Linked DNA regions of Homo sapiens: all the other regions are linked to region 2. A link is a loop called in an ENCODE intact Hi-C map of the cell type or tissue named here. Cell type or tissue: GM12878. All regions are shown on one strand. Each heading gives the region's core, and the rest is flanking DNA. Links, peaks and the distances in the headings are about the cores only.

Evidence for each region. A loop is a pair of places that touch in the nucleus more often than their neighbours do. Peaks named below come from ENCODE experiments on the same cell type or tissue, not always from the same donor. Only the 100,000 strongest peaks of a DNase experiment are listed, where the experiment ranks them.
Region 1: a loop joins it to region 2, with 12 times the contacts of the local background. A loop is called at or near these places in 18 of 110 quality-filtered maps.
Region 3: a loop joins it to region 2, with 4 times the contacts of the local background. A loop is called at or near these places in 2 of 110 quality-filtered maps.

The regions. Positions count from the first base shown.
Region 1 is chrX:56,991,022-57,001,165 of GRCh38, reverse strand. SPIN3 (spindlin family member 3) reads left to right here and starts at 5,625. Exons shown (of 2, transcript NM_001010862.3): 1 at 5,625-5,950; 2 at 6,217-10,144. The coding sequence starts at 6,219. The coding sequence ends at 6,995. RefSeq lists an enhancer at 5,594-5,693. In GM12878, for the core only: no CTCF peak of the experiment used is centred there; a DNase peak (open chromatin) is centred at 5,555; H3K4me3 peaks cover 2,203 bases; H3K27ac peaks cover 1,862 bases.
Region 2 is chrX:57,116,229-57,126,372 of GRCh38, reverse strand. SPIN2B (spindlin family member 2B) reads left to right here and starts at 4,825. Exons shown (of 2, transcript NM_001006681.2): 1 at 4,825-5,135; 2 at 5,742-6,691. The coding sequence starts at 5,744. The coding sequence ends at 6,520. It also overlaps a transcript of FAAH2 not described here. RefSeq lists a silencer at 4,538-4,657 and an enhancer at 7,880-9,079. In GM12878, for the core only: no CTCF peak of the experiment used is centred there; a DNase peak (open chromatin) is centred at 4,792; H3K4me3 peaks cover 1,537 bases; H3K27ac peaks cover 1,368 bases.
Region 3 is chrX:56,755,840-56,765,983 of GRCh38, reverse strand. All of the region lies in intron 2 of NBDY (negative regulator of P-body association), which reads right to left. Among named protein-coding and RNA genes, the nearest start is that of NBDY, 32 kb to the right of the region's middle. RefSeq lists enhancers at 1,368-1,727, 1,723-2,224, 2,188-2,307, 2,328-2,377, 5,673-5,772. In GM12878, for the core only: a CTCF peak has its summit at 5,703 (motif pointing left); no DNase peak of the experiment used is centred there; H3K4me3 peaks cover 526 bases; H3K27ac peaks cover 954 bases.

The DNA of each region.
Region 1 (10,144 bases), core at 3,452-8,451, 130 kb after region 2:
AACAGTTTGGCAGTGCCTCAAAAAGTTAAATTATCATATGATCCAGTAATTCTACTTCTCAGTATATACTCTAATGAAGGGCAAGCAGGGATTTGAACAAATATTTCTATACAAATGTTCATAGCATCATCATTCACACAGCCAAAAGATGGAAACAACACTAATGTCTATTGTCAGATGAATTGAAAAACAAAATGTGATATATAGGTGCAATGGAATATTACTCAGCCTTAAAACGGAATGAAATTGTGATAAATACTATAATATAAATGAATCTTGAAGACAGTATGCTACGTGAAAATAGACATAAAAGAACAAATATAGTATGATATCACTTATATGAGGCACCAAGGAAAAGAAGTTACCAGGGACTGAGGGAGGGAGGAATAGGGAATTATTTTTTAATGGGTACATATTTTATGTTTGGGATAACAAAAAAGTTCTGAAAACGGATAATGGTGATTGCACAACAATGTGCATGTACTTACTGCCACTAAATTGTACTCTTAAAGTGGTAATTTTATGTCATAGTATAGTTCACTCCAATTAAAAAATTTTATAAAATTAATAAAAATAATACACCTCAATAGGATGAAGGGAAAAAAATGATTATCTCAATTGACACAAGAAAGCATTTGACAAAATCCAACACCCTCTAATAATAATAATAATAAACCTGTCAACAAACTAGGAATAGAAGGGAACTTCTTCAAGATAAGAGACATATATGCATTAAAAAAAGAGCTAAATTCACATTCAACAGGGAAAGGCTGAAACCTCTCCCCCTAAGTATAAGAAGAGGACAAGAATGCCCCCTCACTATTTCCATTCAGCATTGTACTGCAGTAGGTTCTAGACAGGGCAATCAAGTAAGAAAATAAGTAAATAAAAGTTATCCATATTAGGAAAATGTAAAACTATCTTTATTTACTGATAATACCATTGTATATAGAGATGATCCCAAAGAATCCATTAGTAACTACTGAAATGATTAAAAGGATTCAGTCAAATTTCAGGACATGCTATGGATTGAATGTTTGTGGCCCTGTCCCCTAAATGTATATGTTAAAGCCTAATCTCCAGTGTGATAATATTTGAAGATGGAGCCTTTGGGAGATAATTAGGTCATGAGGGTAGAGCCCCTATGGATGGGATTAATGCTCTTATAAGAAGTAGCCAGAGAGCTAGCTCTCTCTCTGCTCTCCACCATGTGAGGGTATAATGAGAAGATAGCCATTTGGAACCAGAAAGAGGGCCTATCCCCAGGGAACGAAATTGGCCTGTACTTCTTATCTTGGACTTATCTGGAGACCCAGTCTCCAGAACTGTGAGAAATATATGTTTATTGTTTCAGCCACTCATTCTATGGTAATTTGTTATAACAGCCTGAACTAAGACAAGATACAATATCAAGGCTTAAAAATCATGAGGGCTCAATCCCACAAGACTGCCCTGCACTTTAGATGCCAATTACAAGTTCCAGATTATGATCTGTACTTCTAACAGACCAACTATAAATCAGGGTTCTCATTCAATTAATTTGCTAGAGCAGCTCACAGAACTCAGGGAAACACTTTACTTACATTTACCCATTTATTGTAAAGGATATTACAAAAGATACAGATGAACACCCAGAAGGAAGAGATACATTGGGCAAGGTATGTGGAATGGGGTACCAAACTTCCATGCCCTGTTCAAGTGAGCCACCCTTCAGGAACCTCCACGTGTTCAGCTATCCCAAAGCTCTCTCTTTTTTTTTTAATTTTATTATTATTATACTTTAAGTTTTAGGGCACATGTGCACAATGTGCAGGTTAGTTACATATGTATACATGTGCCATGCTGGTGTGCTGCACCCATTAACTCGTCATTTAGCATTAGGTATATCTCCTAATGCTATCCCTCCCCCCTCCCCCCACCCCACAACAGTCTCCAGAGTGTGATGTTCCCCTTCCTGTGTCCATGTGTTCTCATTGTTCAATTCCCACCTATGAGTGAGAATATGCGGTGTTTGGTTTTTTGTTCTTGCGATAGTTTACTGAGAATGATGATTTCCAATTTCATCCATGTCCCTACAAAGGACATGAACTCATCATTTTTTATGGCTGCATAGTATTTCATGGTGTATATGTGCCACATTTTCTTAATCCAGTCTATCATTTTTGGACATTTGGGTTGGTTCCAAGTCTTTGCTATTGTGAATAGTGCCGCAATAAACATACATGTGCATGTGTCTTTATAGCAGCATGATTTATAGTCCTTTGGGTATATACCCAGTAATGGCATGGCTGGGTCAAATGGTATTTCTAGTTCTAGATCCCTGAGGAATCACCACACTGACTTCCACAAGGGTTGAACTAGTTTACAGTCCCACCAACAGTGTAAAAGTGTTCCTATTTCTCCACATCCTCTCTAGCACCTGTTGTTTCCTGACTTTTTAATGATTGCCATTCTAACTGGTGTGAGATGGTATCTCATTGTGGTTTTGATTTGCATTTCTCTGATGGCCAGTGATGGTGAGCATTTTTTCATGTGTTTTTTTGGCTGCATAAATGTCTTCTTTTGAGAAGTGTCTGTTCATGTCCTTTGCCCACTTTTTGATGGGGTTGTTTGTTTTTTTCTTGTAAATTTGTTTGAGTTCATTGTAGATTCTGGATATTAGCCCTTTGTCAGATGAGTAGGTTGCGAAAATTTTCTCCCATTCTGTAGGTTGCCTGTTCACTCTGATGGTAGTTTCTTTTGCTGTGCAGAAGCTCTTTAGTTTAATTAGATCCCATTTGTCAATTTTGGCTTCTGTTGCCATTGCTTTTGGTGTTTTAGACATGAAGTCCTTGCCCATGCCTGTGTCCTGAATGGTAATGGCTAGGTTTTCTTCTAGGGTTTTTATGGTTTTTAGGTCTAACATTTAAGTCTTTAATCCATCTTGAATTAATTTTTGTATAAGGTGTAAAGAAGGGATCCAGTTTCAGCTTTCTACATATGGCTAGCCAGTTTTCCCAGCACCTTTTATTAAATAGGGAATCCTTTCCCCATTGCTTGTTTTTGTCAGGTTTGTCAAAGATCATATAGTTCTAGATATGCTTCCAAAGCTCTCTTAACCTTGTTATTTTGGGTTCTTATGAAGGCTTCATTATGTAGACATCATGAGCCATTGGTGATCGATTCAACCTTTAACTCCTCTCTGCTCCAATCTTCTAATCATGCCCTGGTCTTTGCCGTGAACAGCCCACATCCTGAAGCTATCTAGGGGCTGCCAATCATCAGTCATCTTATTAGCATACAAAAGACACTCTTATCTCTCAGGATACTTCAAGGGTTTTAGGGGCTGTATGCCAGAAAAGGAGATCAAAGAGCAAATATATATTTCACAATATCACAGTAAACAATTCCATTTACCATAGCGTCAAAAATAATAAAATAACTTAGAAATAAATCTAACCAAAACTATAAAACATTGCTGAAATAATTTAAAGAAGATCTAAATAAATTGCAAGATACCCAGTGTTCATAGGAAACTCTGTTTGTGGGAAATTATGCCCTCTGGAAACTCTGTGTTCATGGATTGTAAGACAATATTGTTGAGATAACAATACTTCCCAAGTTTATCTGCAGAGTCAGTGCAACCCTTATCAAAATCCCAACAGTCCTTTTGTTCAGAAAAGGAAAAGACAATCCTAAAATTCATATGAAATTGAAAGGAACTATGAAATTAGCTGAGCATGGTGGTACATGCCTGTAACCCCAGATACTCAGGATGGTGAGACAGGAGAATCGCTTGAACCCGGGAGGTGGAGGTTGCAGTGAGCCGAGATTGTGCCACTGCACTCTAGCCTGGGCGACAGAGCAAGACTCTGTCTCAAAAAAAAAAAAAAAAAAAAAAAAAAAAAAGGAGCATGAGTAGCCAATACAATCTTAATAATATTTTCAGAGAAATCACACTTACTGATTTCAAACATACTGCACAGTTACAGTAATCAAAAAATAAATGTGGTTCTTGCATAAAGATAAATTAAAAACGTGGTTTTTGCATAAAATTCTATGAAATAGAATTAAGAGTCCAGATATAAGCCTATACATCTGTACTAAATTGATTTTCAACAAGTATGCCAAGACAATTAAAAAGGCTAAGAATTGTCTCTTCAACAGAAGGTGCTGAGACAACTGGATATCCATGTGCAAAACAATGAATTTGGTCCCCTTCATCACACCATACATAATAATTAACTCAAAATGGGTCAAAGACATAAATATAAGAGCTAAAAACAAACAAAATTTTACAAGAAAATATAGGGGTACATTTTCATGAACTTGGATTTGGCAGTGTTTATTTAGGTGTGACTCCAAACGCACAACCAAGTTTTAAGCTTTTGTGCATCAAAAATACTATCAAGAAAGTGAAGACACCCCACAAAACGGGATAAAATATTTTCATATCATATATCTGATAAGGTTCTCTCATCCAGAATTTAAAAAGAACAATTAACAGCCCTGCTACAAACAATTCATTTAAAAAATGAACAAAGCACTTGAAATAGACATTTCTCCAAAGATACACAAATGTCCAACAAGCACACAAAAAGATGCTCATCCTCATTAGTCATTAGAGAAATGCAAATTAAAACCACAATTAGGTACCACTTCATACCCACTAGGATGGCTGTAACGATAAAACTGATTGAATCACTTCTAAAATGTCTTTCTCCACAGATTTATGATCTCACAAATTCCTGTTTTAATTATAGCAATTGTTCTAAGTTTAGTGTCTAGGTTATTCTGTTCAAGTGAACAGAATAATTCATGCGCAAGCACAATTTATAGGTATTTAACAATTAAACGTCTGAAGATAGGAGGCAACGGCAAAATTATGAAAAATCCTAATGCTTAATTTTATGAAGCTACTACAAAACATGTTCTCAGAAAATATCTAAAAAATTGAGCAAATGTTTATTCTACATGGAAATGAGCAGGACATGAAAGTGCATATTCAAAATTATCCAAGCTTTGTAAGAGCTTAGAAAAAAGGAAAAGGAAATAGTGTTAATATTTCACTGTGAGCCCTGGAAAATGGGAGGCCGGCTTAGTTAATTATTTTCTCTTCATGTCAATTTTCTGAATTTTACAGTGTCAATATTGTGCATGCAATTCTTTTGCAATCAGGGGAAAAGAAAAGAAATCCTCAAGAAGTTAAGTCTGGGAATGACAAGTCAGTAAAAATTACGTAGATTGGGTCAAGATGGCAGCCTGAACACTGAGCAGTAGCGCATTTCTCTTGTCCTACCACAAATCCCCTTCAATGGAGGGTGGGGGGACGCGGGGAGGGAGGGGAAAGGAAAGGGCTAATTCCTGAAAGGTGGAAAGCAGAAGGGGCAGGGGCGCAGAGGGTTGAGGTTAGGTGAGGGGAGGGGCGCGTGCTAAACCAGAAGAGGTAAACCAATGCAGTGAGAGAGAGGTGGTTGTGGGCTCCACAGCTTCTGATTTGGAGGAAGCTGCGAGACCGAGAGCCTAGGAGCACCTTCCACGCCCAGGGCTGTGGTACAGGTTGGTGGGGGAGGGGCGCCACGCGGTGTTTGGCAGGAAGGGGAGGCCTCTCTACTGACCGGAAGCTGCGCTAGAAAAAGAAGGAGGAGACTGCGGCGCAGCAGCGACTAGTGGGAGTCCGATGTGGGAGAGGGGCTGCGGCCACCGCCACCGCCGCCGCCACCAGGAAGGCGGAGGACGCAGGAGCCAAGAGCAAGGGACGCCGCCACGGTCATCTTCGCCTGCCCCGCCGCCCTCTTAGAGACACTCATTGCCTATGGATCATCCTCTCCCAGCTTTTGCAAGCACCGGGCTGCTCGCCCGCTGATTTTCCTCCTCCATAGGCTCACTGCGGAGGCAACGGCGAGGTGTCCGATTTGTGCACTTGAGGCCCGCAATCCGGGACGGTGGGGAATCTGCGCCTCCTGGCCGGGTAGTGTTGGAAGCAGGGCGAGGGGAATGGGGAAACGCTTCGTATTTCACCGAACCGCAGATCTTAGCCAGACTGAGCTGGGGAGGAAGGTTACTGCAGGCACTCAGCCAGGGTGCCTTGATTTCCAGCTTTGCTATCTAGCTTTCGGGAAAAACAGGTGTGGGTTTACTGGGTGCGCTGATTAGGAGAAAAAGCTCTCCGTGTTATGCATTGATTTTGTTAATTTCCTTTCTCGGTCCACCTGGCAACTGTGCTCCTCTTCGCAGGCATGAAGACCCCGTTTGGAAAGGCAGCTGCAGGGCAGCGGTCCAGGACGGGCGCTGGCCACGGCAGTGTGTCTGTTACCATGATAAAGAGGAAGGCTGCACACAAGAAGCATAGGAGCCGACCCACCTCCCAGCCTCGGGGGAACATCGTGGGCTGCAGAATTCAGCACGGATGGAAAGATGGAGATGAACCTCTAACACAGTGGAAAGGAACCGTTCTGGATCAGGTACCTGTAAATCCCTCTCTGTATCTTATCAAATATGATGGATTTGACTGTGTTTATGGATTGGAACTTCACAGAGATGAAAGAGTGTCATCACTTGAAGTCCTTCCTAATAGAGTTGCATCATCTAGAATCAGTGATACACACTTGGCAGAAATAATGGTTGGCAAAGCAGTGGAACATATTTTTGAGACAGAGGAAGGTTCCAAAAATGAATGGAGGGGGATGGTCTTAGCTCAGGCACCTGTCATGAACACATGGTTTTACATTACCTATGAGAAAGATCCTGTATTATATATGTACCAGCTCTTAGATGATTATAAAGATGGTGACCTCCGCATCCTTCAAGATTCCAATGATTCTCCTCTGGCAGAGAGGGAGCCAGGAGAAGTCATAGACAGCCTGGTAGGCAAACAGGTGGAATACGCCAAAGACGATGGCTCCAAGAGAACTGGCATGGTCATTCATCAGGTAGAAGCAAAACCCTCTGTGTACTTCATCAAATTTGATGATGATTTCCATATCTATGTCTACGATTTGGTAAAAACATCTTAGAGGTCATCTTGAAATTTGCCAAATATATGAGACTCTAAATCTGTAGACACAGAAAGTCTTGATTGCTTTCCAGTTTGTAAGAACCATCTTCTCCCTTTTTGCACGTTTTGCTTGGCAAAAAAATTGGAACTTCTGCCCTCTCATACGTTTTTGGAAGAAACCTTTTGCCCATCTGTCCAACCTTTTCACTGGTTCCTCTCCGCAATTTAACTGATTAGTGAGAAGGGTAAAGTCTGACATCCATTGGCTCATACTTTTTTTTATCTTGGGTGGTGTTAATAGATTAAAGGTAGCTGAACACCTCTCACCTCACTCTTTTTGGCACTTGGACTCTACACTCATTGAGGTGTGAAGCTTGCTGAGATATCCCATGTGACTGGCTGGGTAAGTGTCTTTGCAATCTCAAATCTCCCCCAAGTGGCTTCAAAAATCTAACTTGGGAAAGAGTGGGAAGCCCATTTTGGTCTCTTGTTCAAGTTGCATTCTCAGTTCTAACTGTACTAAAAGTAAGGCTAATAATTTTGCTCTCTTTCCGGTTCTTTCACCTATTGCTCAACTGTTTTAGAATTAAGAAGGTAATTACTTTGCATTTTAGTACCTAACCATAGGCTGAGAAACCTTGCAAAACTGATAAGAAGACAAGCATTTGGGGACCAAACTCCAAGTGGAGAGATCAAGATTTCTGGTGGAGCTTAAGTGAAAGGTTTTAGTCATCAGTGGCATTAGGGTCTCTCTTGTCTCCAATAGCTCTGGCTGGTATCTGCAGACATGGAGTAGGTTTTAACTGATAGAAGCTGTGCAGGCAGACTTTAGCACAAATGGTCTTTGCCAGCCCAGAGGAGCATTAAGCCAGGCTCTAGCTAGAGCCCTCAGTCACAGGCAAAGGCTGGGTTTGGCTGGGTTTGGACAGATCTGTCCAGAACCTCAAAATGAAAGAGGAGAAACCTAGAATCAAACTGAGATACAGATTTCTTTGCTGTGCTAAGAGAGACTCAAGTTTTAGATTTGATTCTTAGGAGACTGAATTCAGAGTCCCAGCATGTGAGGTGGGCAAGGCACTTGTGAGAACCAAGAATGGCTGAAAGCAGGCTATACTTCCTTGCAGGGACTGGTGGGCTCATCTATTATGGTATCCCAGCAGGACTTGGAACACAGTCAGTGGTAGGTAATCTGTAGGCTTAATGATGTTTTAAGTGCTGGCATTGGTAGATAGAAATCTAATAGATTTTTGTTAGTGTTTGGATTTTTAACTATCCTGTTTCTTGGCTGGCCCTAAGAAACTTATATGCAGATAAGGGTGAGTTCTACTGTGGCAGAAAAGTAAACAATGGAAGGGCCTTTGAGCTTTCCATTATTAAAGAGCCATTGGCGGAGGTTAACCAAAGCCTAGGAAAGAAAAGTTGAAGTACAAGCATGGTTTTTGAGAGAAGCACCTGGCCAAAACCAAAGCTTTCTCATTGAGGTTCTCACAGAAGCTCCATTAGCAGTAACAGCCTAATAAGGCCATGGAGTTCTGCACATTTGGGGCTGGGACTCAAGGCAGTACAATCATATTGGGACTGTACTGCAAGATATCTTCCAAATTAGTTTAAGTTCACAGGTCATGGAGTCCAGACTACCGGCACAGATTGGCATCCTGCTGAGGATGAAACAAAGAAGATGTTCTCTTTTCTCCTATGTTTTATCTGTCTACTTTTGCTTTTTGATGCCACTAAGTCTCTACTATGATGTTTGACTGACAACAGCAATGTGGGTCTGTATTGCCCTATGTTCTAAGTCCTGGGGTCATATATTTGCTTAAAAAAACTGTTCTAGTGGCTGGGGACTAGTGTGCTTTCTAATTTTTTTGATGTGAGGTTGATATTGTGATAATCTTATGTCTTCTTGACCCTTTGGACTCTTTAATATGTATGACATGCAATTGTGGGGTTAGATTAATTCAACTCCTGAGGTCCTGAAGGAACTTCACCCAGTCAAGAGGAAGACAGCCAAGGCTGCAGCTGCTGAAGGAACCCCATATCTGGGCAGACATCTTTGTGAGATCTATATGGCTGAAATGAGAAAAACGAGAAATTGGGAAAGGCAGAATTTTGGACTTTAATTATTTTGGACTTTGAATTAGAAATTTAATTTTGGGCAGTCCTTTTTCCCTTGGAGTTTAATAGTTGATGGGGTGGGGGTGAGGTCATATAGTTCAAACTAAGGCATTTTTATTATGTTGTTGATATTGTATTATTTGGAGTATTTTAATGCTATCTTTGGGAGTCATTGTATAATTGTTGTCAGCTATGTCAGGAAATATGGCTGGACATAATTGTAAATTAGGGCTGCAATTGTGATCAAATTTTCAGTCTAGGGTGTAATGTAGCCTTAGAGTTAATTTAATTACTGTTCTATTTTGACTTATTTCAGAGCCTCTTGGGGGCAAAAACAACTGCTCACCAATCTTACATTGATGGGAGCAGAACTTTTCTAAGATACTGTTGGTCTCCCTGGAAGGGGACAGCCACAGCCCTGTTTGTTGACCAGAGTCTTGAGCATTAACCATTGTGGCTTAAGAGAATGAAAATGTACAAGGGTATGATGGGATCTATCCTCTTCCTCTCTCCATGCTCCTGACTCAAGAAAAGGAAAAGACTTGCATCTCTCAAAAATGTTTGGAAGAAAGTTCTACCCATCTTCTCTTACACTCATTCAATCTTATGCTTGGGAGGAGGAATAACTTGATGAGATTGAGAAAATGGTTATAATGGATAGGCAGCTTAGGCCACTCTTGGATCTTGAGTTCGTTCCACACAGCAAGATGTGGGAAAGACTGCAGTCCTTCACTACATGGCTGGGTAAACATCTGCTTTCTAGACCCAACTATCTCTCCTTGGGGTGGGGGAATCCCAAAGTCGTTAGACTTATGATAGAAGTTCATTTCAGCCTCAGGTCCAAGCCATGTTCTCCAATCCAGCTCTATCAGCTATAAAGCTGGTATCTATTTTGATTCTTTTTTACAGTTTTAATATATAAATTGTTTTTTAGAAAAATAACACATGCCTATGGTAAAAGTCAAACAGTATAAAAGGGTATACTATTAAAAAGTAAGTCTCTCTTCCTCCTTCTCACCCCTGGCCTCAGTTCCCTGGTCCCATTTTCAAAAA
Region 2 (10,144 bases), core at 2,703-7,702:
AGAGGAAAACTGTGGCACTATTACCAGAAGAATGGTGATAAGATGCTAGGCTGCAGTATCAATTGATGTCTATTACAGTTAAATATATTTTGCAGCTCAGCATCTATATAAACCTTTCTAGCCATACATACATGTCCAAAGATCTCTCTAATTTTTACTTTGGCCAACTACTGATAGAGTATGAATTGTTGTCTATTTGGAAAATATCTTTGCAAGAATAACTGCTACCTTAACTTTTTAGACAACAGATTAGTTAATGATTGTTTTTGAACTTCAAATAAATTGAATAGAATAATGTGTGCCCCTTTGTTGTCTGGCCTCTTTTTTAAACATATTTCAGAGATTCATTTATGTTTTTGCATGTAGTTGTAGCTTGAACATTCTCACTACTGCATGATATTCCAATGTATGAATATACCCCAACATATACAATATACTGCTGATGGAAATGTAGGTGTTTTGTAGTTTGAAGTCATTACAAATAGTTAAACACATTTTTTTCTTTTTCAAACCACTACTGAGGTATGATTTACATACACAAAGCTGTACCTATTTAATGTATACAACCTAATGATGAACACATGCATTTTATAATAAAAAATAGGGTTTGAGATTTCAGTAATAGGAGACTAAACAATTCAAAACAACTTTCCCTGAAATCTGAACAAATTAACTAAATCTGAACAAATATAGTAAAAAAGAAAATCCACTCTCAATGGCATCTAAAAGCTGAGAAATACGAAATAATTACCTAGCTGAGATAGGAGGAGAACAGGTCCAAGAGGCAAACAGGGCATTTGGTGGATGTTTTTCTACTGGCAAAGTTTACCCATTCTAGAGGGAACCACTGAAAGACTTTGATGCTCAGCAGAACTTGTGACTGCTTGTTAAATACATGAATACAGAATCTGGAGTTCAGAACCTTGGTAACCCCCCAACCCCTTACTTTTCATTGAAATTCCAGGGTTGAAATCTTAGGAGTAACAGTTAACCACAGCTTTAAAAAAGCCCTCACTGAGCTTCATCCCTGGGACGCAAGGCTGGTTCAACATATGCAAATCAATACACGTAATCCAGCACATAAACAGAACCGAAGACAAAAACCACATGATTATCTCAACAGATGCAGAAAAAGCCTCTGACAAAATTCAACAGCACTTCGTGCTAAAAACTCTCAATAAATTAGGTATTGATGGGACGTGTCTCAAAATAATAAGAGCTATTTATGACAAACCCACAGCCAATATCATACTGAATGGGCAAAAACTGGAAGCATTCCCGTTGAAAACTGGCACAAGACAGGGATGCCCTCTCTCACCACTTCTATTCAACATAGTGTTGGAAGTTCTGGCCAGGGCAATCAGGAAGGAGAAAGAAATGAAGTGTATTCAATTAGGAAAAGAGGAAGTCAAATTATGCCTGTTTGCAGATGACATGATTGTATATCTAGAAAACCCCATCATCTCAGCCCAAAATCTCTTTAAGCTGATAAGCAACTTCAGCCAAGTCTCAGGATACAAAATCAATGTGCAAAAATCACAAGCATTCTTATACATCAATAACAGACAAACAGGGAGCCAAATCATGAGTGAACTCTCATTCACAACTGCTTCAAAGAGAATAAAATACCTAGGAATCCAACTTACAAGGGATGTGAAGGGCCTCTTCAAGGAGAACTACAAACCACTGCACAAGGAAATAAAAGAGGATACAAACAAATGGAAGAACATTCCATGCTCATGGGTAGGAAGAATCAATATCGTGAAAATGGCCATACTGCCCAAGGTAATTTATAGATTCAATGCGTTCCCCATTAAGCTACCAATGACATTCTTCACAGAATTGGAAAAAACTGCTTTAAAGTTCATATGAAACAAAAAAAGAGCCTGCATTGCCAAGTCAAACCTAAGCCAAAAGAACAAAGCTGGAGGCATCACGCTACCTGACTTCAAACTATACTACAAGGCTACACTAACCAAAACAGCATGGTACTGGTACCAAAACAGAGATATAGACCAATGGAACAGAACAGAGCCCTCAGAAATAACACCACACATCTACAACTATCTGATCTTTGACAAACCTGACAAAAACAAGAAATGGGGAAAGGATTCCCTATTTAATAAACGGTGCTGGGAAAACTGGCTAGCCATATGTAGAAAGCTGAAACTGGATCCCTTCCTTACACCTTATACAAAAATTAATTCAAGATGGATTAAAGACTTAAACGTTAGACCTAAAACCATAAAAACCCTAGAAGAAAACCTAGGCAATATCATTCAGGACATAGGCATGGGAAAGGACTTCATGTCTAAAACACCAAAAGCAATGGCAACAAAAGCCAAAATTGACAAATGGGATCTAATTAAACTAAAGAGCTTCTGCACAGCAAAAGAAACTACCATCAGAGTGAACAGGCAACCTACAGAATGGGAGAAAGTTTTTGCAATCTACTCACCTGACAAAGGGCTAATATCCAGAATCTACAATGAACTCAAACAAATTTACAAGAAAAAAACAAACAACCCCATCAAAAAGTGGGCAAAGGATATGAACAGACACTTCTCAAAAGAAGACATTTATGCAGCCAACAGACACATGAATAAATGCTCTTCATCACTGGCCATCAGAGAAATGCAAATCAAAACCACAATGAGATACCATCTCACACCTGTTAGAATGGCGATCATTAAAAAGTAAGGAAACAACAGGTGCTGGAGAGGATGTAGAGAAATAGGAACACTTTTACACTGTTGGTGGGACTGTAAACTAGTTGAACCATTGTGGAAGTCAGCGTGGCGATTCCTCAGGGTTCTAGAATTAGAAATACCATTTGACCGAGCCATCCCATTACTGGGTATATACCCAAAGGATTATAAGTCATGCTGCTATAAAGACACATGCACACATACGTTTATTGCGGCACTATTCAAAATAGCAAAGACTTGGAACCAACCCAAATGTCCAACAATGATAGACTGGATTAAGAAAATGTGGCACATATACACCATGGAATACTATGCAGCCATAAAAAATGATGAGTCCGTGTCCTTTGTAGGGACATGGATGAAGCTGGAAACCATCATTCTCAGCAAACTATCGCAAGGACAAAAAACCAAACACCGCATGTTCTCACTCATAGGTGGGAATTGAACAATGAGAACACATGGACACAGGAAGGGGAACATCACACAATGGGGCCTCTTGTGAGGTGGGGGTAGGGGAGAGGGATAGCATTAGGAGATATACCTAATGTAAATGAGGAGTTAATGGGTGCAGCACACCAACATGGCACACGTATACACATGTAACTAACCTGCACATTGTGCACATGTACCCTAGAACTTAAAATATAATTTAAAAAAATAAAAATGAAAATAAAATAAAAAGCCCTCACTGAAACTATGACATATCTGCAAATTGCTTTCCATAAAAATTGTATAAACTTTCACTTGCATCAGCACTAGATATGAAGCTTTTTCATGATCAATGACATTAAGTAATATTTTAATGTTCTTTCATACTTTGACTGTTGAATCGAGATTATTATTACTTCTATTTTTCCTTGTAGATGTTATTTTATTAAGTGTAGTTGTTCTGTTAACATCCGACTCATCCCCTCATTCAAATACCATAAGTATCTGAATAAGAAAGATACCATTAAGCATTGTTTTGTTTACAGAGTTTTTGGTTGGTTCATTTGCTTTCTGTTCAATTTTATTTTGCTGCTTTTTACCTTTTAATAAATCAAATATTGATACTGGTACAACATTAGTATACAACCTTTCTCAAAATATTTAAATAATTATTTCAACATTCCTTAAAGAATACCCAACGTTTCTCCACTGATTTATAAAACTATAACTTTAATTATTTCTTATAAAGTTATTTTTTTGCAAAGCTTTCTATTCCGATACATAGATCTGATTACTGGTTATTGTGGAAATATTATGTCAAATGCCCAGTACTGGGAGAAAAGCCAAATTATAAATCACTTTAAAATTGAGTTTTACGGACCAAGTGCAAGATATGTAACAGGTGCTCAATAAATATTTGTTGAATGAAAAAATCGATTAGAAAACATCTAATTTCCTGGAAAAATTAATAGACATGAATTGCAGATAAAAAACAAATCCCAGTTTTGCAAAAGTTTAGGAAAAAGGAAAAAAAACTATGAGCATTAATATTTTGCTGTGAGGCCCTCAAAAATGGGAGATGGGACTGCAGTTGATGATTTTCCTCTTAATATTAATTTCCTAAAATGTAGATAGTGTTCACGTTGTACATGCAATTATCTTGCAATAAAGAAAAGGAAAAAAAAATCCCTCGAAAACAAAAACAAAAATGCCAGGAAATATCAGTCAGCAAAAATTAGGTAGAGACTGGGTCAAAATGGCAGACTTACCATAGTGAATTTCTCTGTTCCAACTCCAAATCCTTTCAAAAAGAGGAAAGACATATTTACGTGTAAAGAATAAATCCATAAGGGCATGGGACGGTGCAGGGGCAGGGGTGGGCGCGGGGGTGGGCGCGGGGCGGCAGCAAGGCGAATTCCAAGAAGATGGAAAGCAGGGCAGGCAGACTAAGAAGGTGGAGGTGGGAACCAAGTGGCCCTGAAACGGGTGAGGAAGGGGCCACAGGGTTCCGAGGACGACTGTGGCACGAACTACTCCGGATTTGGAAAGAGGCGGAGTCAGAGCCCATAGCTCCGCCGGGGCTACAGGCTGTGTGGTGGGCGTGGGAGCCTGGTGGAGAGGAGAGCCGGGTGTTTGACAGGAAGAGGAGGCCTCTCTCTGGGCAGGAAGCTGCGCTACGGAAAGAGGGAGGAGACTGCCGCGGCGACAGCAGGGACTGGTGGAATCCCGATGTGGCTGAGGGGCCGCCACCGCCAGCAGGGAGGCGGAGGGCTAGCGAGCCAAGCGGTGGGGACGCCGCTGCCTTCCTCTTTGCCTGTCTCGCCGCCCTCCTAGACACGCTCCTCATCTACGGATCCTACCCTCCCCGCTCTTGCAAGCATTCACTCGGCCGGTCGCCTGCTGACCCTCCTTCGCCACAGGCTCGTAGCGGAGGCAGCAGCGAGGTGTCCGATTTGGGCACGTGAGGCCCGCGATCCCCGGCGGTGGACGCCAGGCAGGGCAAGGCCATTAGTGGGCGCCAGAATGGAGAGGGGGATGGGAAGGAATCCAGCAGGAGACATGGGGTGGAGTTGGGCGCCAGGCAAGGGTGGGGTGGGGGAGTGCGGTGAGCAACATGAAAAGGGGGTAGGAACGGGAGCCAGACAAGGATTTGAAGGTGAGCGCCGGGAAGCAAGGGCGGTGGGTACCAGAGAAGTGGTTAGGGTAGGCAGGGGGTGTTGTGGACAGCAGCTGGGACGCTCAGGGAAGGAGGGCAGTGGGTGCCGGTCAAGGCCTCTTTGCAAGGGGATTGGAAGTGGACGCCAGTGGTAGCAAGGGGTTCCGGGAGGGCAGTGGGCTCTGAGCTAGGAGGAGGTGGCCCAGCCACTTCTGCAGAGTTCCTAACCCCAGACAGCTCTACTGCACCACCCCAGCCCTTCCCCACAGCCCAAAGGAACTTAAGAGGGAGAGCACTGCGGGCATGCAGCCAGGATTTCCAGCATTGCTTCCAGGCTCCTAGGGGAAACTTAGGCACTAGCGCAGACTACATCCAGACATGGCTATAGGGAAAAGTTTGCCTTGTGGCACACTGGGTGTGTCTCTCTATCCTCTCTCCTCCCCCAGCAGGCATGAAGACCCCCAACGCACAGGAAGCCGAAGGGCAACAAACCAGGGCAGCTGCAGGACGGGCCACTGGGTCTGCAAACATGACAAAGAAAAAAGTCTCCCAAAAGAAGCAGAGAGGCCGACCTTCATCCCAGCCCCGCAGGAACATCGTGGGCTGCAGAATTTCTCATGGATGGAAGGAAGGAGATGAGCCCATCACGCAGTGGAAAGGAACCGTTCTGGATCAGGTGCCTATAAATCCCTCTCTTTATCTGGTGAAATATGATGGAATTGACTGTGTCTATGGACTGGAACTTCACAGAGATGAAAGGGTTTTGTCTCTTAAAATTCTTTCTGACAGGGTGGCATCATCTCACATTAGTGATGCCAACCTTGCAAATACCATAATTGGCAAAGCAGTGGAACATATGTTTGAGGGAGAGCATGGTTCTAAGGATGAATGGAGGGGGATGGTCTTAGCTCAAGCACCTATCATGAAAGCCTGGTTTTATATTACCTATGAGAAAGATCCTGTCTTGTACATGTACCAGCTTCTAGATGATTATAAGGAAGGTGACCTCCGCATCATGCCAGAATCCAGTGAGTCTCCTCCAACAGAGAGGGAGCCAGGAGGAGTTGTAGATGGCCTAATAGGTAAGCATGTGGAATATACCAAAGAAGATGGCTCCAAAAGGATCGGCATGGTCATTCACCAAGTGGAAGCCAAACCCTCTGTGTATTTCATCAAGTTTGATGATGATTTCCATATCTATGTCTACGATTTGGTGAAAAAGTCCTAACTGTTAGGGTAAAATTTGGCACATGTGTGGAAACAAATGTATAATTTGTAGACATGCAAAAAATGTTGCCTTTCAGTGTATTGAAAGCTTATGGAATCCCTGATAACTAAACATCTTTGCCAGCATTAACTGTTGTTTTGCTCTAAAAAATACAAACTTGTGTGTACATGACATGCTGTGTGTAAGCCCTTTGTCTTGTTGAAAAGATCGGGTGTGTTTGGTGAATGGGGCATGAAAAGAAGGAACAGCTATCAGAGAGCTTGTGGCTTAGAGGAAAATACACAGAATAAATTGAGTAGAGAGGAACACAAAGAACCTTAGAAGAGGTCCAGAGTAAAGAGGAGAAGGATCAACCTGACAGGGTCTGTGGAGAGGATAAAGGATACTCAATGGAAGAGGCTATGTGGGTTAGAGTGTTAGAGAGGTTAGAAGAAGAGGGCCACTGAGGAAGAAGGAGTTCAAAGAAGAAAGACTGACAGAGGGATTGGGAATACAGGAAAAGAGTTGTGGGGTGTGGGGCCCATGAGAGATCGGAAGGCCCAGGAAAATGTTGGACTTCTGGTAGTGTCCACATTGCTCTTCCTGGCTCTATGCACAAAGGAAGTGGCATCTGTCAAAGATGCCAGATACATTGGAGGTTCCCTAGAAGGGCATTCTGACAAGGATGACTCAGTAAGGTTAATCAGGAGGAAAGTTTATACCCGTAAGGCTTTTCCTGTTTCAGGGAGTTCAGGACGCTCCTACCCAGCAGAACCCCAACCCTCAGCCTGAACACACTAACACGGTTCCCCACATGTGCTGGGCTGCGGGCTGCCTCCTCACATTTGTCCTGCGCTAGATAAACAATATTGGTAGAGGATGGGTTAGTGGGTCAGAACTTAAGAGATGTGCCATCTTGCATTTGGAAAGTACTTTACCCAGAAAAAAATGGAACCTTACTGAACTCAGGTACAGCAGTCTCATCACACCGGTTCCTTCTGCTGGAATGTTTGTTTTCTATCTAGAGACGAGGGGCATCAGAAGATTGAGCCTAGTGTTTCTCTCCAGGTTATGGGGAGTTCCTGACTGTCCACACTTCTTTCAGCAGCTGCCTGAAACCACAGGTGGTTCCGACAAATAATCCACTAAAAGAGGCCTGCTGTCCCAAGAATCCACATTCTGGTTAGACCTTCCCCACAAAGCTGGTGTCTGCAGACCCCTCACAGGCACCTGTTGGCCAGTCTTGCCTACCCCAGCTCACAGAGACCTGTGATGGAATTCTGGTCAGCTCTTTGTTTCCAGGTGAGGCAGATGCCATGGGGCAGTTGGGCTGGGAGTTGTGACTTGGTATAACTAACTCATTCAGCTGTATAATGTCACAAAAAAGGGTCAAGGCTGGTGGGGAGAGGGAGCAGCAACCCACAAAAAGTCCCTCAGAACTATGGTGTCTGATGCAAAGATAGATCTGTGTCTTTCTCTTCCTCCCCTCCTTGCCTTTCCCAAGTCTTTCTCCTGTAGCCCATCTGAAAACCCTCTCACTGCTTTCTGCAACCACACCGTTCACTAAATTATACCTCTGACCCCAAGAAAGAGTGCTGGTGACTCCCTGCTGCCCAGGTTACCCTAACTCCATGCATAGTGGGAGATGCAAGGAGCTTCCAGGAGTTGAAAGAAGGTGGTAAATAGAGTTTATTCTCTCCACCCAACATGGCCTGAGGCTGACTGCCTCAAGAATTACACAAGGCAAGCCTACCTCACCGTAGCAAGGATTAATTTTCTTGTGTACATCACACAATTTCGTCCAACAAAATCCAGCAAGGTGCCCAGGAACCAGTCTCAGACAGCTGCCAGGTTATTTTCATCTTTGTGTTTTTATTGTTTTCTATTTTTAATTAGGTACTTTAGACATTTGAGAGATTTCACACGATGAAAATTTATGTCTCTGGCATCTCCTGAAATTGAAACAGAATGACAACAACAACAAAAATGTGAGGATCAGGGCCCTCATTCCAAAAAGGATACATGCAGCTGGGCCTTAGGTAGGTCTCAGTCCAGTTTAGACTCCGAATACCCTCTCCAGTTGGCCACACCCCCAGCTGGCCTGCTTTACTCTAATAAAATGCACAGTCGTTCCCTGGAAGCGTTTGCACTTGTAACTGGGGCCACACCCTGGAAAAACTGCCCCTTTGACTTGCTTTGATCCCATTTGCTTTTTAATTTACTTGTTTTATCTTTACCCCACAAATACTTACTTCAGGTGGGCTCTCTGCCAGGCACTCTTCTAGGCACAGATACTGATAATGTAATAATGAACAAAAAAGCAAACTAAAATTCTTATCCTCATGGAGGTTTCATTTTAGTGTGGGGGACAGACAGTAGCCAAAATAAGTAAGCAATTATAATGTATTTTCATAGTGTCTAGTGTTAAATAGAAAAACATAAAGCAAGGAATTGGGATAGAAAATTTCAGGAGGGAAGCTGAAACTAGATAGACAAGGTATCCAGGGAAGGCCTCACTGAGAACTTGGCTTTTGAGTCTCACCTGAAGGCAATGGGAGAACTGACCCTGTAGCTGTCTGGGGAAGGAGCATTCCAGATGGAGGGACAGCACGTGCTGAGGCCCCAAGACAGGTTTAGGCCTGGCATGTTTGAGGAGCAAGGAGGATGTTATCATGTCTGGAGCTGAGTGAACAAGGCAGAGAAAAGCAGGAGGTGGTTTCAGAGATGTAATGGGGATGAGGGAGAGAGGCAGACAGCTTATAGCCCTGTAGGTTTCAAAATGCAATTTGGCTTTTACATTGAGTGTGATGCAGAGCCATCCATGTATTTATAGTGGAGGGCATACAAGATTTGTCTTAGTTTTACAGGATCACTCTGACAACTTGCAGAATAGTTTTTATTAGTATATGATGAATAAAGGGAGAATAATTAGTAGGCTATTCCAATTATGTAGATTACAGATAATGGTGGGTTTCAGTACCCTGATGGTAGTAGACATGGTGAAAATTAGTTGGGTCTGGCTGTTTTCAGGTATACCCTGCATGTTTTCCTATTTGATAATGCTGTGCAGTGGAAGATAAATATGAGTCCAGTACAACACCACATTTTCTGGTCTTCTTTTGAAGATTTTCTTAAGAGAAACAAATTCCCAGTGAAAACCATACATGACAAGTTGGTCTCTGTACTCAGTGCCTGGATTGGGTATAGAATACTGATGAAGTGATCTCTAGAGAATGAGAAACCAACCCAGAGACTCATTGATAAATTGTTGTTTGCCCCTCTGGATAACTCCCCTAGCTATTATGTAGGACTTTGTTGCCTGATATTGAGAATTGAGTCAGCCAAAAACATTGGAAGTTTAATGTTATGAGACACAGGCAGCCATTATACCACACAGAATCGAAAGTAAATGCTAAGCCTTGCTAATGGTACAGTGCAGCTCTGTCACTACTTTGTCAGGCACAGCTGCTATAAGGAGAAAAATCATTAGAAATGGGGCAAGTGATCTCTGTGCTTAATGGAGATCAAATTCCATATGCATCCATCTTAGTAGGTTGGAGAATTTTCATGAGGGAAAGAATCAAGCTTTTATAGCTCTGTTAGATATGGATGCCCAAGTAAACTCTTCTACTGAACTCCTGGAAG
Region 3 (10,144 bases), core at 3,083-8,082, 360 kb after region 2:
GTGAAGCTTTCTCCAGGCCTAATTCTGCAGAGGGACATCCCACATCACCAAGGAGCAAAAGAAGAAGCAGTCTGCTAGAACACGTGCCCACCCAGATCCGCAAGTGAAAGGAAAAACAGAAGCAGAATCAGAAGCAGAAGCAAAAGCAAAAAAAGAAAAAGAGGCAAAGGAGAAGGAAGTGCAGGGGGAGGGGGAGGAGGAGTAGAAGGAGGAAAAAGAAGAAAAAGAAAAAGGAGGAGTAGGAAGATAAGAAGGAGTTGGAGGAGGAGGAGCAAGAGGAGAAGGAGGAGAAGGAGAAGAATTAAAGAAGAGGGGTAGGAGGAGGAAGAGGAAGAAGAATCAGAAGGAGAACAGGAAGTGAGAGGTCCATGCCACTGTAGCTGTCCCGAAGGATCTAGTTTAGGAGGGCCTCAACGCGTGGTGACATACAACGAGGGGCACGGAGCCACTTCTGACATCCGGCTTAAAGGACACACAACCAGGAAGCGTCTTGTTGATGGGGTATTTCCTGAGTAAGATCAAAAGCTTTGATCCACAAGTAGGCCTGCAGAAGCTACAGAGAACACAGGTGCTGGCTGAACCTTGCCCTGAAGATGTCATCAGCTGACTGCAAGGGGCTACCAAGCCCCAAGGCTACAAGGCCAAGGCAGGGAAGGACCGCCCAAAAAAGAATAAGATGAAAAACGGGGAGGAATTGGACACCAGGGAAAAGAGATAATCAGCCACCCACTGCAATATGGAGACAGGGCAGAAAGGAGAGGGAAACGCCAATTTCTCCTCGCAGGGGTCAGCTAGAGTCCTACTAATTTCCTTAGGAAAAGTAAGCCTGTTTTCCCTAACGGTGTCCCCGCGCCCAGCTGACCCTGCCTTCCAGTCTGCTCCTGGAGCAGAAGTGGAGAAAAAGTAAAGAGAATGAAGAAGAAAAAAGTGAAGGGAGAAAAACTCCAAAAGTACACAAAGAATCAGTGAGCAATGAGATTGACAGCGAACTGCAATGCAAAGTGCCTCAGATGGACAGCTGGCAGCACTATGAGTGGCCTCTTGTGGCCTCACAGAGGAAGAGCCACCAGCCAGGAGAAAGCATCAGCCCCTCAAGCCCGGGTCTGCACCGCGTGGGCACAGAGGCCTGTTGGGCCAGGAAGCTGCCCTGCTCCCTGTGGCCCCCACCCCTACCCCATCCTACTGTTGCCGGTTCCCCCAAAGTGACCACATAGATGGGAAGCCCTGCTGTAGGTGAGATGGGTGCTCCTAGGCCAGTTTCTTTTTTTTTTTTTTTTTTTTGGTGTTTGTTTTGGTTTTTGGCACCAAAAACAGAAAGAGGGAAAGAAAATGGGGGAAGGGAAAGACAAGACTGCTGTTTGTGGAGCCACATTGCCATCTAGTGGAAGTTGTTTCTGAACACAACAGGATGCACGGACACCTGCCTTCTGCCAGGAACAGAGATCAGCGAGGATGTGCTTAGACTATGTCTAAGCCTGGGTTTCCCCCACCGGGGTTCTGAGCCCTTGAAGGAAGTGTACCTGGCATTGGGACGCTTTGGAGAAGCAACTACTCTAGAGGCCCCAGGACAGAACAGCCAGGCAGCCCCAAGACCAGTCAGCCCAGAGGGCGGAGCTGGCCCGGCAGCCATGTTGAGATGGACATAAACGAAGCCACTGGCCGAGACGGGGGCCGTTTACTCTGGTGTCTTTTGTGGGGAGTTCCGGGGTTCCCTTGGCTGGAGCCACGTGTTGGCAAGGGGGCCCCGATCCTCCCGGGGAACAAAGGAGCTTCGGGATACTGGAGACGTGGCAACCCAGGACCAGCAGTACCTGGAGATGACCAGGGGAACCCATGGTGGGTCGCCCCTACCTGCCCTTTTTTTCGGAGAGAGCTGTGGAACCAGGGAGGCATCCTGGGAATGAGCACAGGCCAAGGGCCAGCTTGGAGTTCCTCTCTTGTCCTGCTTCAGCCTGGGGGCTCCATGCCGCCATCTCTTTTGCGCTCGTGGGGTTTCCCCAGCACTTGTGCCCAGCTGCCTCCGGTTTCTAGATACAGTTTCCGCTTGATGGCAGTATGGCTCCACAAACGCCAACTACAACTGTAACCCTGCCACTTCAACTCCAGGGCCTCCGCCTTTTCCCATGTGAAAAAAGGTAAAGAGGAAAGAGAAACAAAAAAAAAGACAGAGGAGTGAAAGGAATCAGTCACCTGGTCCCAGATTGATCACCAAACTCATGGGACCGTGTGACCAAGGACCAGGACCAGTAGGCTGGAGATCCTGTGGGAATCCTGTTTAGGGAGCCAGCCTTTGCCCTTCCTTTGGCTCTCTGCAGGTTTCATGGCTCTTGCCCGTGCAGAAAGTAAACAACAAAAAACATGATCATTACTGGGACACCACAGGAGGACTAGGATCATAGGGCTACTGCCCCAGGACAAGGTGCTGGTCACCCAGCTGGCTTACACAAGGTTCTGCTGCAGGACTGGGGGTCCTACGAAAGCCTGGAGCTCCAGGTAGAGTTTACCGCCTTGGGCTGACACATGGAGGTCATCAAAATAGGTGGACTGCTCAACTGGAAACCACAGGGCCTGAAGCAGGAGTATCTCTCAGAGAGGACACTCAGCAACTTGCTCAAGTCTGACTCTGCTCAGGCTGTCCTGGGTTTCACACAGATGGGGGTGGGAGGAGGGTGGCTCAGGGGTGCTGGGGAATGCCACCACACACCACAGATTCTTATGGCATCACACAGGGCCAAGGCTCCCAAGGGAACTCTCTCTGTCTCTAACACAAAGTGAGGTTCCTTTTTAAGCAGCTTGACCCAGGATGCTCCAGTTTTACACCAGCTGCTGGATCCTATCTGTTAACAGACTTCCCACATTGATTCTCAGGAGAAGGCGAGAGTTGCCCATCAATCAATGGCATGATGGCCCAGGCCTGGAGTCAGGAATTCTCCCCTGTCTCCTGTTCCCTTTGCACATTTAGAACCTGTGTGGGAGAAATTGTAGGCAGTCTCGTGCCTGTGGTGGTGTGTATGTGTCTGTGTGGGAGAATGCTTGGGCCTGCACCCCTGTGCCCCTGTGAGGTTTCTTGTTTGTGTGTCTATGTGTGTGTTTGTGTGTGTCTGCATGTGTCTCTGTGTGCGGGTGTGTTTGTGATTTCATTTCTGAGGTCCCTAGTGAGTGTGTGTATGTGTATCTGTGTCTATGGTTTGTGGGTGCCTTCCTGTGTGAGAGTGGGTAAACTGGCACATGGCAGAGACAGCCTGCCTGTATACACTGAAATCCGGATAGTTGTGTTCACATGGCTTGACTGGAAGGAGAGGAAATGGGGGAAAACTTGCTGAGGCTCCTACTGGCCAAGATTACATTATTAGATCGTCTTCAAGGAGAACAAGGTAGAAGGATGAATCGTGAGGTACTGGTAGGAAGTGCATTCAGAATGACATTTCACTTAAAAGTAACACATGGGTGGTTTTTTAGAGGACCAGAGGAACTGAACATGTGACCTTCATCTCTGCTCCTTTCAGAACAAAAGTGAAGCTTTCTCCTTGCCTAGCACGCAGAGGGACATCCCCCATTACCAAGGAGCAGAAGAAGCAGTCTCCATAGAACATTTGTCTCGCCAAGATCTGAAAGTGAAAGGAAAAGAGAGAGGAGGAGGAGGAGGAGGGAAGAAAAGAAGAAGAAAAAGGAGGAGGAGGTGGAAAGAAAGAAAGAAAAGAAAAGAAAAGAGAAAGAAAGAGGAAGAGGAGGAAGAGGAAGAAGAACCAGATGGAGAAAAAGAACAAGAAATGGCAGCTTCATGCCACCTCAGCTGTCCTGAAGGATAGAGTTCATGGGTGCCTCAATGCGTGGTGACATACATAACGAGTGACAAAGAGACAACAGTGACATCCCAGTGAAAGGACACACCACCAAGAAGCTTCTTGTTGATGGGATCCCTTGTGAGTCGGATCAAAAGCTTTGATCCACAAATAGGTCTGCAGGGGCTACAGAGGACAAAGATGCAGGCTAAACCATACCCTCTGGATGTCATCTGCAAACCGCAAGGGGCCACGAGCCCCTAGTCTACAAGGCCAATGAAGGGTAGGACCCCAGAAATGGGAGGAGAGAGGAAAAACGGAGAGGAAAAGGACACCAGGGAAAGGAGGTAATCAGCCACCTATGGCACTAGGGAGAGAGGGCAGAAAGGAGAGGGGCACCCCGATTACATCTGGCAGGAGTCAACTGAGGTCTTTCTAATTTCCTGAGGAAAAGAAGGCGTGTTCTCCCTAAATATGTTCGCTTGCCAACCGGACCCTGCCTTCCAGGCGAATCCTGACCTCCCCAAACCAGAAGTGGACGAGAAGTAAAGACAGTGAAGAAGAAAAAAGTGAAGGAAGAAAAACTCCAAAAGTATACTAAGAATCAACGTGAGCAATGAGGATGACAGCGAACAAGAATGCAGAATGTCCCAGATGGACAGGTGGCAACCCGAGTGACCTTCTGTGGCTTCACAGAGGAAGAGCCACCAACCAGCCAGGAGAAAGTGTCAGCCCCTTATGCCCAGGTCTGCACTGCATGTGCACAGAGGCCTGTTGGGCCAGGAGGCTGCCCTGCTCCCTGCTGTCTCCACCCCCAACACATCCCGCACCCTCCGCCAGCAAATATTGGGCAGCCAGACAACAAGGGATGAGGAAGATGAACAAGATGGAACCGGGAAGCTGAAGAACCCTGCCCTCTGAGAGTTGCCTGCACAACAGGACCCAGGTATGAGTGGAGGTGCCTGGGCAGACGCTTGTGAGTGAGTATGAGTAGGGACACATATATGTGCCTGAGGACATTTGGAAGCACAGGTGAAGACAGGAAAAAGTTGAGATGTGATGGGAGTTAAACGTTAAAAACGGAGACCTCTGACAATCAGAGTCACAATGCCACCCCTAAGGATGCAGTCCAGATCTTCCTGCATTCTTATCTTCCTGCTTTTTCTCTAGGCACGCGCCAGTCTCCTTCTTAGGAGGCCTATGCAGATTCATAGAGAAATCTGCAGTGGCTGGAATGCAGACCTACACACCCACACACCCGCCACCCTGTAGCCCCTCACACCTTCCCCAGTGCAACCTCCCCACATCATGCCACAGCCCCAAGGGTGGGATTTCTTGAGGATAGGCTGGTTCATTGGGACCCCCTGCACAAAGAAGAATCCAGAGGGAAGGAGGAAGGCAAGTTTCCCCAAAGTGACCATGTAGGTGAGGAGCAATGCTGAAGATGAGGTGGGTGCTCTTTGGCCGGTTTGTTTCTTTGTTTTTTTTATTTTGTTTTGTTTGTTTGTTTGTTTTTTGAGACAGAGTTTCACTCTTATTGCCCAGGCTGGAGTGCAATGGTGCAATCTCGGCTCACCACAACCTCCGTCTCCCGGGTTCAAGCGATTCTCCTGCCTCAGCCTCCCCGTAGTTGGGATTACAAGCATGTGCCACCACGCCCAGCTAATTTTCTATTTTTAATAGAGACAGGGTTTCTCCATGTTGGTCAAGCTGGTCTCGAGCTCCTGACCTCAAGTGATCTGCCTGCCTCGGCTTCCCAAAGTGCTGGGATTACAGGCGTCAGCCACCGCACCCAGCCCCAGTTTCTGTTTTCTGGTCTTTGTTTTGTTTGGTTGCCAGCAAAAGGAGGGAGAGGAAGGCAAGGTGGGGGAAAGAAAAGGGGTGACTGCCATTTGTGGAGCCACAGTGACATCCAGTGGAAGGTGTTTCTGAACTACAGGCTGCAAGGAAACTTGCCTTCTTCCAGGCACAGACAACAAACAGTGAGGATGTGCCAGGCTGGGTAGACTCAGCCCAAGGCAGGGTTTCCCCCCACCGGGGTTCAAAGCCCTTGAAGGAAGTGTACCTGCCATTGGGACCTCATGGAGAAGCAGCAACTCTAGAGGCCCTGGGACAGAACAACCCGGCAGCCTCAAGACCAGTCTACCCAGTGGGCAGAGACACCCTGTCTTGTGATGGGCATAAGGGAAGCCACTGGGCACTGATGGTCGAGACTGGGGCTGTTTACTCTGGTCTCCTTTGTGGGGAGTTCCAAGGTGCCATTGGCTGGGTCCAAGCTGGGGCCAAGGGGTTCTTATTCTCCCTGGGAACAAAGGAACTTCGGGGTGCTGGGGGCGGGGCGATTCATGCTTGGAAGTCCCTGGAGACTGCCAGGGGAGCCCATGGTGGGGTGCCCCTGCCTGCCCTTTCTTTCAGAGAGAGCTGTGGAGCCAAGGCGCCATCCTGGGAATAAGCACAGGCCAAGGGCCAGTCAGGAGTTCCTCTCTCCTCCTGCTTCAGCCTGTGGACGGCTTGTCGCCATCTGTTTAGCACTCCTGGGCTTTCCCCAGCACTGGTGCTCAGCTGTATCCCAGTGCCAGAAACTGTTTCTGCTTGATGGCAGTAGGGCTCCACAAACACTAACTATAACTGTAACCCTGCTCCTCCACCCCGAGGTCCTCCGCCTTTTCCCATGTGAAAAAAAAAAATAGGAAGGAGAAAGAGAAAAAGTGGGGAGAAAAAGAAAACAGCCACTAGGTCCCAGGTTGACCACCAAACTCAGGGGTCCCAATGACCAAGGCCTGGTAGGCTGGAGACCCTGTGGGAATCCTGTTTCGGCATCCAGCCTTTGCCCTTCCTTTGGCCCTCTCCAGGTTTTGTGGCTGCTTCTAGTGCAGAAAGTAATGACAAAGGACACATAATCATGGCCACTGGGACACCACAGGTGGACTGGGATCATAGGGCTGCCATTCCAGGAGAAAGTGGGAGCCACCCAGCTGGCTTACACAAGGATTTACCCAAGGACTGGGGGCCTATGTAAACCTGGAGCTCCTGGTTGAGATTACCACATTGTCCTGGCACATGCAGGTCACCAGAATGGGCTGATGGCTCAATAGGCAGCCACAGGGCCTGAGGCAGGAGTATCCCTCAGTGGAGACACAGAAAACCTTTTCAATATTCTGAGAGCATTGTGTTCCATGCTGCTCTCCAGGTACCAAGCGGTATGGGTAGGACATGCAACCTTTAGAGCAACGGGGTCATGGCTTTGCACCCAACATGGGCTCTGTATGAAGGCCCTGCACCAGGCTTTTGCATGTCTGCCTGGAGACCCTAAAGGGGCAAAATAATTTGTCCTCCACCGTCTCATTCATTATCTGAGCTGAGTATCTGGCAAGCACCAGAGTTTAGCTTGAGGAGCCCAGAGAGCTCTGTATCAAATCAAGGCACAGCTGCCCCACCACCCTCAAAGACACTCTAGCCTCAACCTCCACTTCCACACCCACCACAGGAACACAGAGGGGCCCAGGAGAAACTGAGCACTGCCGGGGGCCTGGCTACCCATGCACTTCAGCAGAATGACCAAGATGCCGGGGGTACTAACTAGTGAGCCATCACGTTCCAGGGAGCCTGCATGCTCCATCATCAAATATGCCAAGTGGGTCTCTCTAGGAGAGCCACCTGTGGAACCCATCCGGAATATCCCACCCATTCCTGGGCACATATGAGTGCCTGGGTTCCAGTCAGAGAGGTAGCCAAATGCCTCAGACAATAGTCTGTCTCGTCCTGTCCTGCCCCATCCCGACAGATGCCTTTCTCGACCCTGTTCTGCTGGATGGGTCAACAATGTGCAGATGCCTGTTGGACCTGGCTGCCTTTCTTTTTTTCTTTCTTTTTTTTTTTTTTTTTCGAGACAGAGTCTCACTCTGTCACACAGGCTGGAGTGCAGTGGCACAATCTCGGCTCCCTGAAACCTCTGTCTCCTGAGTTCAAGCAATTCTCTTGCCTTAGCCTCCCAAAGTAGCTGAGATTACATGCTAATTTTTGTAATTTTAGTAGAGATAGGGTTTCACCATATTTGCCAGGCTGGTCTCAAATTCCTGGCCTCAAGCAATCTGCCCACCTTGGCCTCCCAAAGTGCTGAGATTACAGGTGTGGGCCACCATGCCTAGCGGACCTGGCTGCTTTTAATCCAAACTTTGATCTCTTTCCCAGGAGGGAGTGTGCTGCCTAGGGACAAGTGTGGTGCACACAAGCAAGTGGCTTGTTTTCCTGTTTATGAGACCTGAGCAGGTTCATAGAGGATTCTGTAGCCACCCTCCTCCAATACCCACACACACCTCCCCTGTTTCCCGGAAATACAAGCTCCCCTCACCATACTACAGCCCCAGTGGTTGTATTTTTTGAAGACAAGCATTCCTTCCTTCCTTCCTACAAGCTCCCCCCACCATGCTACAGCCCCAATGGTTGGATTTTTTGAAGACAAACCTTCCCTTCCCCGCTCCCTTTCTCCTCCCCTCCCCTCCCGTTCCCTTCTCTTTCCCTTCTCTTCTCTTCTTTTTCCCTTTCCGAGAGAATAATCTAGAAGGAATGATGGAAGCAGAGAATCCTCCTACTTTTGCAGGTTTCCCCAATGTGGTCAAGTGGGGGGAGCCCTGCTGAAGTGAGAAGGGTGTACCTTAGTTGGTTCCTCATTTTGTTTTTTAGGTTTTCTTTTGTTTTTCGGATGTCAAGTGCTCACTGCAAAGGGCCACTGAATTGATGGTGCACGAAGCGAAGGAAGGGATGCCCAGAATTAGTGTGTTTAGTGGTTACAATTTTTGTTGTTTATGAAACCACAATGAATAGTTATATATAGTTGCTGTGAAATCAATGCTGCCTTCTTATTTAATCAACGTGCATTTTAAAATTATTCCAATTAACCCTGAGTTCATTTGTCATCCTATTCCTCTGCAGAGTACAAGATGCACTTCTACAAACCTTCAGAAAAATCTAATATAAGGAAATATATTAATGTATTATGAAATAGAACATGTCTCTTGTGGACACTGAATTCTCACAATTAGAATTTTCAATTAACACCTTCCTAAAGTTCTTTAGCAATATATTCTAATTCTGATCATATTTGAGAATTATACTTATCAAAAGCCAGTCAATATTATTTATCGTTGTTATTACAGTTTAATCAGTACTGTTGTGTTAAATAATTTACATTATGTAAATACTAAAATGTGTCTAGGGTCATTTTCTTTTCTTTTCTTTTCTTTTTTTCAGGGAGAGTCTCACTTTGTCACCCATGGTGGAGTGGAGTGGCGCAATCTCGGCTCACTACAACCCCCGCCTCCTGGTTCAAGTGATTCTCATGCCTCAGCCTCCAGATTCACTGGGATTATAGGCATGCACCACCAAGTCCGCTAATTTTTTGTAGAGACAGGGTTTCACCATGTTGGACAGCCTAGTCTCAAACTCCTGACCTCAAGTGATCCGCCCAGCTTGCCCTCCCAAAACATTGAGATTACAGGAGTGAGCAACTGTGCCTGGCCATTTTAGTTTTCCTATATTTATTTACTAAATCTTGCACATTATTTTTCCTATTCGTCTGTTGCCTTCCTTAATGCACTTCGCTAATATGTTATTCTTTTTATTCATTGACAGAGGCAATGTTTTTAAGTACATTATACACTAACTCTTTTTTTATAACCTGATCTTGGTCTTGTTTATGTTTTCTTTCAGTGTAAGTATTTTCTTTATTTAGGTTGTCAATTGTGTTACTTTTTTTTTTTCTTTTTTAGCTGTTGTTTCATGTATCAGGCTTACTTTAATAGGGTGTATCCTTTTCCAAATGGATCTTTTAATTGTTTTTTATTTAGCTGTGGATAAATTAATATATTATAAATTTAACCATTTTATTATTTATTTATTTATTTTATTATTATTATACTTCAAGTTTTAGGGTATATGTGCACAATGCGCAGGTTAGTTACATATGTATACATGTGCCATGCTGGTGTGCTGCACCCATTAACTCGTCATTTAGCATTAGGTATATTTCGTAATGCTATCCCTCCCCCCTCCCCCCACCTCACAACAGTCCCCAGAGTGTGATGTTCCCCTTCCTGTGTCCATGTGTTCTCATTGTTCAATTCCCACCTATGAGTGAGAACATGCAGTGTTTGGTTTTTTGTCCTTATGATAGTTTACTGAGAATGATGATTTCCAATTTCATCCATGTCCCTACAAAGGACATGAACTCATCATTTTTTATGGCTGCATAGTATTCCATGGTGTATATGTGCCACATTTTCTTAATCCAGTCTATCATTGTTGGACATTTGGGTTGGTTCCAAGTCTTTGCTATTGTGAATAGTGCCGCAATAAACATACGT